Regions from separate parts of the Homo sapiens genome. Here region 1 is linked to region 2. Evidence: read pairs that join two places in POLR2A ChIA-PET (ENCODE). Cell type or tissue: PC-9. All regions are shown on one strand.

Region 1 (2,500 bases), 65 kb before region 2:
AGGCAATAGGCCGGGCACCGTGGCTCACACCTGTAATCCCAGCACTTTGGGAGGTTGAGGTGGGCGGATCACATGAGGCCAGGAGTTCGAGACTATCCTGGCCAACATGGCAAAACTCCATCTCTACTAAAAATACAAAAATCAGCCAGGTGTGGTGGCCTGGGCCTATAATCCCAGCTACTCGGGAGGCTGAGGCACAAGAATTGCTTGAACCCAGGAGCCGGAGATAGCAGTGAGCCGAGATTGTGCCACTGCACTCTCCAGCCTGGGCCACAGAGCAAGACTCTGTCTCAAAAAAAAAAAAAAGGCCGGGCGCAGTGGCTCACGCCTGTAATCCCAGCACTTTGGGAGGCCGAGGTGGGCGGATCACGAGATCAGGAGATCGAGACCACAGTGAAACCCCGTCTCTACTAAAAATACAAAAAATTAGCCAGGCGTGGCGGCATGCGTCTATAGTCCCAGCTACTTGGGAGGCTGAGGCAGGAGAATGGCGTGAACCCGGGAGGCAGAGCTTGTAGTGAGCCGAGACTGCGCCACTGCACTCCAGCCTGGGCGACAGAGCGAGACTCCGTCTCAAAAAAAAAAAAAAAAAATTACAGACAATATTTAGTTCCTTCTTTATTATTTTCTGTATTTCCCATATTTTCTATAAAAAATATTGATAACTTTAGAATCAGAAAAAAATACGGCCAGGCATGGGCTTACGCTTGTAATCCCAGCAATTTGGAAGGCTGAGGCAGGAGGGCTGCTTGAGCCCAGGAGTTCAAGACCAGGCTGGGCAACATGGCAAGACCCTGTCTCTACAAAAAATTTAATAATTAGCCAGGCACGGTGGCATGCCCCTGTAGTCCTAGATGCTCGGGGATCCGAGGAGGGAAGATTGCTAGAGGATCGCTTGAGCCTAGCAGGTTAAGGCTGCAGTGAGCTGTGATCACACTACTACACTCCAGCTTGGGTGGCAAAGCAAGACCCTATCTCCAAACAAAAAAAGAAAAAGAAAAGAAATACAGAATATACCGAAGTTCATGTGCTGCACTGATATGCTTACCTGAACTGCAGGCCTAAGGATCACTGACAACTCCCAAACATATGAAGAAGTGTAGGTCTAAGGTCAGGAGAGGTTGCACAGATGCAACCAGCAAACGTTCACTTTCAGGCAGGCCATGTGTTATCCTATTCCTGTTTTACAGGTTAGGCAACTAGGTCCAGATAAGTTAAGTGCACCTGAGGCAACAGGTTCCTAACTACATCTTCCTTCTCATTTTGTCTCTTCCTACTCCAATATTTCCACTTCTGGTTCATATACCTTCAATGGTTCCCCATTGCCCAATGAACACTCAGTGCACACTCCCAGCCCCAAAACTTCTCTCATAAACCCAGGCCGCTATGTATCAATTCTCATTTCTCCCTGCCTGGCCTCTTCCATGGTTTTGACCCATCTGAAACATTTTGTCCAACCTGCCCTATCTCCCCTATAAAAATTCAACCCATCCTTCCAAGATCCATCTCAACTGTCTCAAAACTCTCAAACATTTTCCAGACCCCAGCAACTTGATGTAATATCTCCCATCATATCTCTCAATAGCTCACATAGAACTCTGTATTTCTCAAGATAATTACCTTCCTGATGTCTTACAGTTACTTGTATACTTATCCTCTCACTGCAGAGAGGCCTGTGACCTCCTCATCACTCCACTGCACCCTACACATTTCAGAACTTTAACAACTACTTAATGGGACTAAAGCGGCCAAGGTCACAGACATTTGATAAGGTGAGGAGGAAAGAAAAGAGGTACAGGGCTACTAGAAAGCAGGGTTTAACTACACTGTGATAATTGTCATATAGTCAGTACCAGGCACAGTGCTGGCATGCAGTTGACACTGAACAAGTATCTGCTGCCTTACTGAATGAATGGAGGGACGGATGGAAGAACTCTCAAATGAAGTAATATATAATGTACAGTCACTCCCTCATGAGCGTTACAATCCAGCAGGAGTTACAAAACTAATAAAAATAATACAACTAGCAAATAACACAAGTCAGAAACTAAACGACAGAGGGCCCTGAAAGCCTGGAGCAAAATGCTCTTGGAAACTGGGACTCTTATTAGAAAGACATCTGAAAACTTGAACCTGGGTCCTACAGAAACCATCACACCCAGTTCTGGTGGGTGCCATTCTCCAAATAATGACAGCTAACACATATTGAACATTTATCATGTGTTCATCTATATTATCTTATTTAATCCTCACAACAGCTCATTAGGTAGCTATTATTAATCATCCCCCTTTTACATATGATGAAACAGACACAGAGAGGTCAAAGTCCTAATGCAGGATAAAGCATTAACCCTCTAGTCTTTGAAAAAATGAAAAGAAAAATAACATCAAATGGCTTTTCAGAATCAGAATTTTACAATAAACTAGCAAGTTGTTTGTTTTTAGGGGTCTTAGGGGGAGTGGGTCATTATAAAAAGTCATTAAGCCCAAAATCTGACCA
Region 2 (2,500 bases):
TGCCCAGGCTGGAGTGCAATGGCACGATCTTGGCTCACCGCAACCTCTGCCTCCCGGGTTCAAGCAATTTTCCTGCCTCAGCCTCCCAAGTAGCTGGGATTACAGGCATGTGCCACCACGCCTGGCTACTTTTGTATTTTTAGTAGAGACAGGGTTTCTCCATGTTGATCAAGCTGGTCTCACCTCAGGTGATCCACCCACCTCAGCCTCCCAAAGTGTTGGGCGTGAGCCACCGCACCCAGTCAAGAGTGGTTTTTACATCTTTAAACGGTTGGGGGGAAAATCAAAAGAATATCTCATGATACATGAAGATTATGTGAAATTCAAATTTCAGGGCCCATAAATAAAGTTTTCCTGGAATATAGCTGTACCTAAACCTATTGGGACAAAGTCACATACAGTGTGGCTGCTTTCCCACTACAATGGCAGAGTTGAGTAGTTGTGGCAGACACGTACCTGGCACTCTCATCCCTTTGTGCTGCTGCTCAGTGCACTACAAGTTGGAGTGCTGCAATTATAATTCAGCAGTATTTTGGCCAGGCGTGGTGGCACACGCCTGTAATCCCAGCACTTTGGGAGGCTGAGGTGGGCAGATCACAAGGTCAGGAGTTCGAGACCAGCCTGATCAACATGGTGAAACCCCATCTCTACTAAAAATACAAAAATTAGCCAGGTGTGGTGGTGGGTGCCTGTAGTCCCAGCTACTCAGGAGGCCGAGGTAGAGGAATCACTTGAACCTGGGAGGCGGAGGTTGCCGTGAGCCGAGATCATGCCACTGCACTCCAGCCTGGCGACAGAGCAAGACTCCTTCTCAAAAAAAAAAAAAAAAAAAATTGCCAATGCACGTTCTTGTATCAAAAGAAGAAAAGTATAATTTTCTTTTTTTGAGACAGGGTCTCGCTGTCTCAATGCCCAAGCTGGAGTGCCGTGGTGTTTAATCACAGCTAACTGCAGCCTTGACCTCCTGGGCTCAAGCAATTCTCCTACCTCAGCCTCCTGAGTAGCTGGGGCCACTATGCACAGCTAATTTTTAAAAATTTTTTGTGGAAATGGGGTCTTGCTATGTTGCCCAGGCTGGTCTCAAACTCCTGACCTCAAGTGATCCTCCTGCCCCAGCCTCCCAAAGTGCTGCGATTACAGGCATGAGCCACCACACCAGGCCAGAAAAGTAGACTTTGGATGTCACACTTTCAAGGCAAAGTGTAGATTATTTTGTTACTGTATACAATTGCAAGGTCGGGGGCGCAGTGGCTCACACCTGTAATCCCAGCTACTTGGGAGGCTGAGGCAGAAGAATCACTTGAACCCGGGAGACGGAGGTTGCAGTAAGCCGAGATTGCACCACTGCACTCCAGCCTGGGTGACAAGAGTAAAACTGTCTCAAAAAAAAAAAAAGCATACAATTGCGAAGTATTGTGTTTATTATGCAGTGACACCGTATCTGTGCTAAAAGAATAAAATGTATGTTAACTTAGACTAAGCAGTCATCACAGTATTACCAATTTATAGGAAAGCAACAGTCAGAAAAATTGGAAAATTTTGGCTAGGTGCTGTGGCTCATGCCTGTAATCCCAACACTTTGGGAGGCTGAGGCAGGAGAACTGCTTGAGCCCAGGAATTTGAGACCATCCTGGGTAACACAGCAAGACCTCATCACTACCAAAAAAAAAAAAAAATTGGCCAGGAGTGGTGGCATGTGCCTGTGCTCCCAGCTGCTTGGGAAGCTGAGGTGGGAAGACTGCCTCAGCCCAGGAAGTCGTGGCTGCAGTGAGCTGTGATCATGCCACCGCACTCCAGCCTGGGTGACAAAGCAAAACCCGTCTCAGAAAAAGGAAAAAAAAAAAAAAAGAAAGAAATAAAGAAAAAAAATAGGAAAATTTCAAATGGAACATCTTATCAGAATTTCTGCACAAAAATGAAAAATGAGGCTGGGTGTGGTAGCTCATGCTTATAATCCCAACACTTTGGGAGGCCAAGGTGGGAGGATCACTTGAGCCCAGGAGTTTGAGACCAGACTGGGCAACATAGCAAGACCCTGCCTGTACAAAAAAAAATTTTTTAATTAGGCAGGTGTGGTGGCACATGCCTATAGTACCAGCTACTTGGGAGGCTGAGGTGGGAGAATCACTTGAGCCCTGGAGGTAGAGGCTGCAGTGAGCTGTGATCATGCCACTGCACTCCAACTTGGGTGCCAGAGTGAAACCCTGTTTCAAAAAAAAAAAAGAAAAGAAAAAATGAAAATGAAACTGCAAAAGTAAGTTTCCAAGGGGCTTATGTGTTAGCCAAAGAAAGCTGCTTACTGGCGGTGAGTTCATTAAATTGTGTTTGTCGTAGCAGAAGAAAAGTGTCCAAAGAAAAATGATTTTGAATGATTTTCCTTGATTATCAACGACTTGATAGATGTTACCATTAGTGCTCAATTGTTGTTTATTTGAGGTGCCAATGCTGAATATAAAATCACTGACAAATACATTTCTCTTGAATAGTGTGCATGGAATAA

The links. ChIA-PET counts read pairs that join two places held together with the same protein. Peaks named below come from ENCODE experiments on the same cell type or tissue, not always from the same donor. Only the 100,000 strongest peaks of a DNase experiment are listed, where the experiment ranks them.
Region 1: POLR2A ChIA-PET joins it to region 2 with 8 read pairs; 6 of 35 experiments call an interaction of 5 or more read pairs at or near these places.

The regions. Positions count from the first base shown.
Region 1 is chr22:20,842,523-20,845,022 of GRCh38, forward strand. All of the region lies in intron 1 of PI4KA (phosphatidylinositol 4-kinase alpha), which reads right to left. Among named protein-coding and RNA genes, the nearest start is that of PI4KA, 15 kb to the right of the region's middle. In PC-9, no CTCF peak of the experiment used is centred here; a DNase peak (open chromatin) is centred at 1,189.
Region 2 is chr22:20,907,827-20,910,326 of GRCh38, forward strand. No RefSeq gene overlaps it. Among named protein-coding and RNA genes, the nearest start is that of CRKL, 8.3 kb to the right of the region's middle. RefSeq lists an enhancer at 2,149-2,328. In PC-9, no CTCF peak of the experiment used is centred here; no DNase peak of the experiment used is centred here.